Regions from separate parts of the Homo sapiens genome. Here region 2 is linked to region 1. Evidence: read pairs that join two places in POLR2A ChIA-PET (ENCODE). Cell type or tissue: A673. All regions are shown on one strand. Links, peaks and the distances in the headings refer to the core of each region. The heading gives the core; the rest is flanking DNA.

The links. ChIA-PET counts read pairs that join two places held together with the same protein. Peaks named below come from ENCODE experiments on the same cell type or tissue, not always from the same donor. Only the 100,000 strongest peaks of a DNase experiment are listed, where the experiment ranks them.
Region 2: POLR2A ChIA-PET joins it to region 1 with 7 read pairs; 1 of 35 experiments calls an interaction of 5 or more read pairs at or near these places.

Annotation. Positions count from the first base shown.
Region 1 is chr22:19,659,232-19,664,111 of GRCh38, reverse strand. It overlaps the pseudogene LOC100420103. Among named protein-coding and RNA genes, the nearest start is that of SEPTIN5, 53 kb to the left of the region's middle. In A673, for the core only: no CTCF peak of the experiment used is centred there; a DNase peak (open chromatin) is centred at 2,681; H3K27ac peaks cover 514 bases.
Region 2 is chr22:20,238,261-20,242,700 of GRCh38, reverse strand. RTN4R (reticulon 4 receptor) reads left to right here. Exons shown (of 2, transcript NM_023004.6): 2 at 1-1,286. The coding sequence ends at 990. Among named protein-coding and RNA genes, the nearest start is that of MIR1286, 8.7 kb to the left of the region's middle. RefSeq lists silencers at 3,590-3,649, 3,861-4,155, 4,340-4,440 and an enhancer at 4,139-4,440. In A673, for the core only: CTCF peaks have their summits at 3,953 (motif pointing right) and 3,974 (motif pointing right); a DNase peak (open chromatin) is centred at 3,980; H3K27ac peaks cover 1,484 bases.

The sequences.
Region 1 (4,880 bases), core at 369-4,368:
CACAGCAGGGCCCTAGCAGATGCAGGAGCTGGCAGACGCTCTTCACAAAACGAGTGGGTTTTCCGGAACTGCACGGGTACTGACTATTCGGCCTGCTCCTGGTCTGTACTGACTGATCCCTTACAGTGTGGTAAATGCCCACCTCCACCGCATCCACTCTCAGTCCCTACATTGTGACGTAGCACTGGGGCCAGCCATGGCTGGACAAGGTGGACCCCCACGCACCTGAGGGCCAGCCTGCACCCTAATTGGGAACCTCCAAACTTGGGCCTGGAGATATCTAAGAAAATTGACCTGGGGGTGAGGGGAAAGGGGATGGGGGAAGGAGAATAGAGCAGAGAGAGGGAAGGGAGGCTATGTAGCAGAGAGAGATGGAAAGGGAGAGACCACAGGGAGGGGAGGAGGGCTCAGGGCCAGAGCAGCTGTCCAGGCCCCAAGGACTGCAGCTCAGTCCAGACCATACATCCTGAAAGCTGGCCCCGTGCCACTCCCAGCCACATGCTTCCTGCTCTGCTGCAATGTGACCTTAAACCATGGCACAGCAATCTGTGTGATGTAGCCAGTGCCCTGCTGATAGGTGTGCGGCGGTTTACAGTATCTGGCAATGCTAGATGATCAAGCAGTGAGTACCCTCGCTGACAACTCGAGCATTTCTGTGGCTGCAGCAGCTGCTGGATACAGCATGGGCACTTTTTGGCACGATTTCATGTCTGTCTTCATCTTAGTCATCTCTAGTTTTTCTCAATTTCATCATTCTAATTTATAAAGTGGTAAGATCATAATATCCTTTATTTCTGTTCAAAGAGAACAAGATCATTTAGAAGTGAGTTAGTGGGCCAGGCATTGATGGCTCACACCTGTAATCCCAGCACTTTGGGAGGCCGAGGCGGGCGGATCACTTGAGGTCAGGAGTTTGAGACCAGCCTGGCCAACATGGCAAAATTCTGTCTCTGCTAAAAATACAAAAAAAAAAAAAAAAAAAAAATAGCCGGGCATGGTGCTGCATGCCTGTAGTCCCAGCTACTCGGGAAGCTGAAGCAGGAAAATAGCTCGAACCCGGGAGGCAGAGGTTGCAGTGAGCCAAGATCACACCATTGCACTCCAGCCTGGGTGACAGAGCAAGATTTGGTCTCAAAAAAAAAAAAAAAAAAAAAAAAAAAAGTGAGTTAGTGGAGAAAAGGGGAAAACATCTTTGAGGGTGCACTTCCGATCAGCCACTTTTCAATGAGAATTTTGAAAGGCATACACACACATACACACAAACACACGTATATGAGTAGGAGAGAAAATATTAAATGGAACCCCCATATACCCATCAGCTAGATTTAAAATTATCAACATTTTGTTTTATCTGCTTTGTCTCTCCTGTTTTCTTTGTCTAAAGTATTTCCAGCATGGCCCAGACACATTTGATCCCTAAATATTTTGAGATACATGAAAAGATAAGAATTTTAGGCCAGGTGCGGTGGCTCACGCCTGTAATCCCAGTGCTTTGGGAGGCCGAGGCAGGATGATCACCTGAGGTCAGGAGTTCAAGACCAGCCTGGCCAACATGGTGAAGCCCCGTCTCTACTAAAAATACAAAAATTAGCCGGGCATGGTGGCAGGCGCCTGTAATCCCAGCTACTCCGGAGGCCGAGGCAGGAGAATCCCTTGAACCTGGGAGGCAGAGGTTGCAGTGAGCCGAGATCGTGCCATTGCACTCCAGCCTGGGGGACAAGAGCTAGACTTCGTCTCAAAAAAAAAAAAAAGAATTTTAACATATCATCCCATTATACTGTCATCACACCTGACAAAATAAAAAACACGAAACACAGTGTTTTCCATCATCCAGCATCAGCCCACATCAGCGTCTCCCCAGTGGCTCTCCAGGTGACTCTCCCTCGGGCTGCGACATTCTGAAGTCTGTTGCCCCAGCTCACTCAGGGGCCAGAGGCCCCGCTCCCAGTCCGTGAGCAGGGAGTTCGGAAGCAGCGGCAGACACTGCCCCGATGTGGCTTGTCTGCCCTGTGAGGGAGGAAATCTGCCCCTCGACAGGACCGGGGGCAGCAGGCAGGGGTGGAAGGGGAGGACCTTTGCCCCAGCAGGTGGAAAAACATTCCAGCAAATTTACTTATAACTGAAAATATATTTATTTTACTTTGGAAGAAGAGTTTAGGAAGAAATATAAAGTATTTTAACCAAACCATTTTCTGTGTCACTGATCTTTTATTTATAAAGAGGCTGGACACGGTGGCTCATGCCTACAATCCTGGCTCTTTGGGAGGCTGAGGTGGGAGGATCACTTGAGTCCAGGAGCTCAAGACCAGCCTGGAACACGGCAAGACCCCATCTCTATTAAATTTTTTTAAATTAATTGGGTGTGGTGGTGCATGCCTGTAGTCCTAGCTCCTCAGGAGGCTAAGGTGGGAGGATTGCTTTAGCCAAGGAGTTCGAGGCAGCAGTGAGCTATGATTGTGTCACTGCACTCCAGCTTGGGTGACAGAGTGAGACCCTATTTCAAAAACGAAAAAGGAAGGAAAGAAGGGAGGGCGGGAGGGAGGGAAGAAGGAAGGAAGGAAGGAAGGAAGGAAGGAAGGAAGGAAGGAAGGAAGGAAGGGAGGGAGGAAGAAAATGGTCCTTATGGCCCCTGCCTACTCATTAGAATTCTCACACTCTGGATGGTACATCTCAAATGGGGCCCCCTGATGCCTGGAGTTTCCTCATTTCCCCAACTGCACCCCCACAACATACCAGTGATCTGACTGTCTGTATGGAGACTCAGACACTCAGTCCAAGCCTCTCTCCCTTCCTCTCTCCCTGGCTCTCTCCTGGTCTCTCTCTCCCTCTGTCTCTCTCTGCCTACCTCCCCTCTCATCTCTTTTTGGTTTGGATTTCATGTTTTTATTTTATTAGTTTTTTTTTTTTGTTTTTTTGTTTTTTAAGAGATGGAGTCTTCCTCTGTCACCTAAGCTGGAGTGTAGTGGTGTAATAATAGCTCACTACAGCCTCAGATTTTGGGTTCAAGCGATCCTCCTGCCTCAGCCTTACCAAGCAGCCAGGACTACAGGTGCATGCCACCATACCCAGCTAATTTTTTTTTTAATTTTTATTTTGTAGAGATAGGGTCTTGCTCTGTTGATCAGGCTTGTCACAAACTCCTGGGCTCAAGCTATCCTCTCGCCTTGGCCTCCGAAAGTACTGGGATTACAGGCCTGAGCCACCACACCCACCTCATGTGTGTGTGTGTGTGTGTGTGTGTGTGTTTAATGACATGTAATTTACATGCTATGAGATTTACCTTTTTGGCCATGCACGGTGGCTCACGCTGGTAATCCCAGCATTTTGGGAGGCCGAGGCGGGTGGATCATGAGGTCAAGAGATTGAGACCAGCCTGGGCAACATGGTGAAACCCTGTCTCTACTAAAAACACAAAACTTAGCCAGGTGTGGCTGCGGGCGCCTATAATCCCAGCTGCTCGAGAGGCTGAGGCAGCGAATTGCTTGAACCCAGGAGGCAGAGGTTGCAGTGAGCCGAGATCGGGCCACTGCCCTCTAGCCTGGGCGACAGAGTGAGAATCCATCTCAAAAAAAGAAAAAGACTCACCTTTTTAAAGCGTACAATTCAGTCGTTGTTAGCATATTTTAAATGTTATGCCACATCATAAACTATGTAATTCCAGAATATTTTCATCACCTCCCAATAATGTTCCGTACCCATTAGCAGTCACTCGCCGTTCTCCCCTGTCTCCAGCTTCTGGCAACCACTAACCCACTTTCTGTCTCTTGTGGATCTGCCTATTCTAGACATTCATGTAAATGGAATGACAAACTATGTGGCTTTTTGTGCCTGGCTTCTTTCACTTAGCATGATGTTTTTAAGGCTCATACATGTTTTAGCATGCGCCAGTACTGACCACCCAGGGGTTGATCTCAGCTGGGGCCTGACGTTTTCTTAGCGCCTGGTGTCCACCTGAGGCCTGGGTGTCAACTTGGGGCCAGATATCCAACCGAGGCCTGAGTGTTTCCTGGTGCCTGAGGAGTTCCTGGGACCCGGATTTCCACATGGGGCCCGATGTCTGGACTTCTGAGGCCTAGGTGTTTACTTGGGACCTAGAGGTGCACCCGAGACTTGATGTTCATCGGGGGTTTAGGTATCCGTATGGGGTTGGGTGTCCACCCGGGGCCTGATATCCAGTTAGAGTCACGTGTCCACCTGAAACCTCATGTTTACCTGGGGTCAGGGGGTCCATCAGGGGCCTGGTTTTGACCTGGGACCTGGGCATTTGCTGATGTCCACCGAGAGTTTAGTATCCACCTGGGGCCTGATGGAATCCTGGGGACTGGTCGTTAGCTAGGGCCTGGGTGTCCACCCGGGGCATTGATCTTCAGCTGGGGCCTGGAGTTCTCCTAGGGCCCGGTGTCCACCTGAGGCCTGTGTGTCAGCCTGGGACTGGATAGTCACCTGGGGTCTCAGTGTCTACCAGGGCCTGATGACTTCTTGGGGCCTGATTGTCCATATGGGACCTAACAACCTGACATATGGGGCCTGGGTGTTTCCCTGGGGCCTGGGTGTCCAGCTGAGGCCCGATGTTCACCAGGGGCCTAGTATCTACCTGGGTGCCTAGGGTGCACTGGCTTCCTGCTGTCTACCTGGGGCCTGGGTGTTCCCCTGGGGCCTGGGTATCAGCTGGGAGCCTGGTACCACCTGCAGCCTGGTGTCCACCTGGAGCCTCATCAGGCTTCCTGGTCTCTGGTGTCCACCTGGAGCCTCATCAGGCTGCCCGGTCTCTGGTGCCCACCTGGGGACTCATCAGGCTGCCTGGTCTCTGGTGCCCACCTGGGGACTGGGTGTCTACTTGAGACCTGGTGTCCACCTGGGGCACAGTGTTCACCCAGTGG
Region 2 (4,440 bases), core at 1-4,000, 580 kb before region 1:
CTGGGCCCGGGGCTGTTCCGCGGCCTGGCTGCCCTGCAGTACCTCTACCTGCAGGACAACGCGCTGCAGGCACTGCCTGATGACACCTTCCGCGACCTGGGCAACCTCACACACCTCTTCCTGCACGGCAACCGCATCTCCAGCGTGCCCGAGCGCGCCTTCCGTGGGCTGCACAGCCTCGACCGTCTCCTACTGCACCAGAACCGCGTGGCCCATGTGCACCCGCATGCCTTCCGTGACCTTGGCCGCCTCATGACACTCTATCTGTTTGCCAACAATCTATCAGCGCTGCCCACTGAGGCCCTGGCCCCCCTGCGTGCCCTGCAGTACCTGAGGCTCAACGACAACCCCTGGGTGTGTGACTGCCGGGCACGCCCACTCTGGGCCTGGCTGCAGAAGTTCCGCGGCTCCTCCTCCGAGGTGCCCTGCAGCCTCCCGCAACGCCTGGCTGGCCGTGACCTCAAACGCCTAGCTGCCAATGACCTGCAGGGCTGCGCTGTGGCCACCGGCCCTTACCATCCCATCTGGACCGGCAGGGCCACCGATGAGGAGCCGCTGGGGCTTCCCAAGTGCTGCCAGCCAGATGCCGCTGACAAGGCCTCAGTACTGGAGCCTGGAAGACCAGCTTCGGCAGGCAATGCGCTGAAGGGACGCGTGCCGCCCGGTGACAGCCCGCCGGGCAACGGCTCTGGCCCACGGCACATCAATGACTCACCCTTTGGGACTCTGCCTGGCTCTGCTGAGCCCCCGCTCACTGCAGTGCGGCCCGAGGGCTCCGAGCCACCAGGGTTCCCCACCTCGGGCCCTCGCCGGAGGCCAGGCTGTTCACGCAAGAACCGCACCCGCAGCCACTGCCGTCTGGGCCAGGCAGGCAGCGGGGGTGGCGGGACTGGTGACTCAGAAGGCTCAGGTGCCCTACCCAGCCTCACCTGCAGCCTCACCCCCCTGGGCCTGGCGCTGGTGCTGTGGACAGTGCTTGGGCCCTGCTGACCCCCAGCGGACACAAGAGCGTGCTCAGCAGCCAGGTGTGTGTACATACGGGGTCTCTCTCCACGCCGCCAAGCCAGCCGGGCGGCCGACCCGTGGGGCAGGCCAGGCCAGGTCCTCCCTGATGGACGCCTGCCGCCCGCCACCCCCATCTCCACCCCATCATGTTTACAGGGTTCGGCGGCAGCGTTTGTTCCAGAACGCCGCCTCCCACCCAGATCGCGGTATATAGAGATATGCATTTTATTTTACTTGTGTAAAAATATCGGACGACGTGGAATAAAGAGCTCTTTTCTTAAGCTGTGGCCTCTCAGGCTAGGGTGCTGTGGGCGGTGAGAAGCAGGGGTGGGTGCTGGACGGGCAGCCTCTCCCCCATCACAAGGCCCCCAGAGGAAGGGAGTTGCCTGGCACCACAGGTGGGACAGCCTTGGCCAAGGGCAGCTCCAATGTCAGGTGCCCCTGGCCCCCCAGCCGCACAGATGGAGCATGCTTGGTGGCTGACGTCGTTGAGCCTGGCTGATGGAGCACATGCCAGGTCCATGGGTCTGGACATAGCAGCCCCTGTGGGGACAGTTGCTCTCGGGCCCCCCACCCCAATCAGGCTGCCCGGGCAGCCCCCAGGAGGAGGCTGAGGATGAGGGACCCTGTTCCTACCCCTGGTGGGTGGCAGGAGAGGAAGGCCCTGAAGGAGAGTTGGGCGGGTCAGGCCTGGCCTCAAGGCCCAGTGGGGGCTGTATGCACCCTCACACCGCTGCTGGTGGTCACACTAGACCCCACATGCGTGTCTGGGGCACCCCCACTTACAGCATGCCCACACCCCAAACATAGGCCGTGGTGGGTCTGCATGTCCCTGCACCCATGTATGCATACACGCATGCACACACAGCAGGGCAGGGAACACATGTCCACACACATGCAGGCACCGGGGGCTCGAGAGCAGCACACGCATCCAGGCAAAAATATGCACAGGCAGAAATATGCACAGGCACGCTTTCCCACGGCCTGGGCCGAAGAGGACTCAGAAACAAAAGGGAAGGGCCACGTGGCCAGGAAGCCTTCCCAGGAAAGGGCCCCCTCCCCGCCAGGGCAGTGGCTGGGGAGGGGGAGAGGGAGAAAAACAGTGACGTGGGGGAGGGTGTGGGGGAGCGTTGCTGGTGAAGCCAGATGGTCGTGGGGGCGGCCGGGGCTCCAGAAGCCTGGGGGGAGGAGAAGGAGGGAGAAGAAGCGGGGAGGACGCGCTTAGCAGCCAAGGCCCCAGCTCCTCCGCCCGCTTCTCTGTGCGTGTGCTGCGGCCCAAGGCTCAGACCCCTCCCATCAAGCACAGGGCAGAGCCAGGATGCAGTGGTCCTGTCTGGCCTGTACCCTCCTCAGGGTCCTCCCACATGTCCTGTCTCTCCTGAGAGACCCTGTGCCTGTGCCCACAGGTGCTGAGGCCCCCCGTGTGGCTGCGCACACCTCCACCTGCAGTTTGCCCCTCTGCTCACCTGAGATCCAGGGCCGGCAGCCTTGCCCCAAGGCTGGGGGCAGCTCAGGCAGGGCAGCCCTGCCGGGGTGGGGTGCTGTTTGCCCAGGGCTCCCTCTGCAGCCCCTCTGGGCCCAGGAGACCCTTGGCAGCCCCAGCAGAGGCCTCTCCATGGATGGCCTGATGTCAAAATGTTGTGCAGTCTCTGTCCTGTGCCTGGAGCTCTACCATCAGCACCCCTGGCACCCCCAGTCTCTGTGACCCCACAGCCAGGCCCAGGATTCTGCCAGGCTGTGCCTGGGCACTGGCATAGGCAGGGTTTTATTCAGTTTTTCTCCCAAGTGGCCCCTGTCATGCCTGAGAAGAGGCAGCTAAACTGCTGGATCTGGGCTAGTGCTCTCAGCTGAGGCTGGGGGCTCCTTGCAGTCAGAGCCAGGAAACCGAAGCCACCCATTTCCAAAGAGCCTTGAGCCCCACCTGAGTGACCCAACTGCAGTGGATGCTGGCGCCCTCAATGGCTTGTGGAAGGACAGCAGATCCTGCCTCAGCTTGCACACCTCCCAGGACAAGGAGTTCATTACCTCTGCTGGGCCCACTCCTAACTAAGAAGCAGGCACCTGTCGCCCTCAGGCCAGCTTCGGGGCTGACTGTCACCACCAGCTGCCCTCAGGGCTCTGCACCCTCCCCTCCAGGCCACAGTGGGGGCCTGTGCAGTGGCAGGGGTGGGGAGTTGGGCACAGTCCAACCAGACCTGAGGACGGGGTGAGAGGATCCGGAAGGAAGTGGACGAGTTTTAAGTTGGACTCAGCAGGATGCATGGACGCTCCCATGGGGTGGAGGCGGCAGGCAGGGCTCCCAGGCCTGAGCAGCCGGCACGGGGCGCCCGTCCCTGAGGTGGGGGCGCCGAGAGGAGCGGCCGCTTTGTCGAGGCCCAGGAGACATCTGGGCGGGGGTGTCGCGTGGGCTGTGCAGGCTGAGCTCAGCAGAGGGGCCCGGCTGGAGGACACATTTGGGAGTCGTGAGCACTTGGGTGATATTTACAGCCCAGGAAGAGATGAGCTCACCGGCCGGCCGCTGCTGACGAGGGGCCCGGAGTGGGCGGGGCGTTGGGCCAGGGCCCAGGGACTCAGCTCCTTCCTGCGCCGACCCCGGCACTCCCCAGCTCTGCCTGACCAGCCCCGGCCGGCTGGGCCCCTGAGGTCAGGTGCTGGACCAGGCAGGGGTTGGGGGTGGCAGCTGGTGTCCAGCCTTGATCACCCAGACCCCAGAGCAGGTGCAGAAAGCTAATTAAAGCTGCGTGAATCAGCCTTGAGGGTATCAAATCCTGGCCCCCACCCCATGCGGGCTGCTGGTCTACCACAGACTCTCCTGGCCCCGTCCAAAGATGCCTGGCCAGCCCCAGGGGGCCCTGTGGACCGAATCCTTCACAGCTCATGGGCCTGTCCCTGTGTTGCAGGCCTAGCCAGGGCAGCACCACCCAGCACAATTGGTGGAGGTGACAGCTGGGGCTGGGCTCACCACTAGGTGGCTGTAGCCGACCTGGGTGGGGGATAGGGGCAAGCAACCCTCAGATGTCGGGCCCAGGCTGGGCTGCTCCTGGGGATTCCTCTCAACCACCCCGACTCCACCCCTGCGGCCCTGGGGGCTGAGCTGCACCAGAGCTGCCCTGCACACCTGTCTGCCCAGGGCTGCAGGAGCAGCCCTGTCCTTGGATGGGAGCGCCTGCCCCCTGTTTATCTGGCTGCCCAGGGCTTTGCCTAGTAATTGGGAGAATTACTTTTTAATCCTTAAATTAGTTCTGAAATAATAGAAGCTGCCGAATGTTCAGCAGCCGATGGTAAACTAACATCCAGCGAGACTGAGAACATGCCGGAAACAAGTTGAGAGGGAGGCAAGTGTTTGTGGTGTGAGCTGGGGCCCGGGGCGGGCCACTGCGGCGGCGGCAGGGGTGGGGGCTCCTCACTGCCGGGCTGCCTGCAGCTCACAGCCTC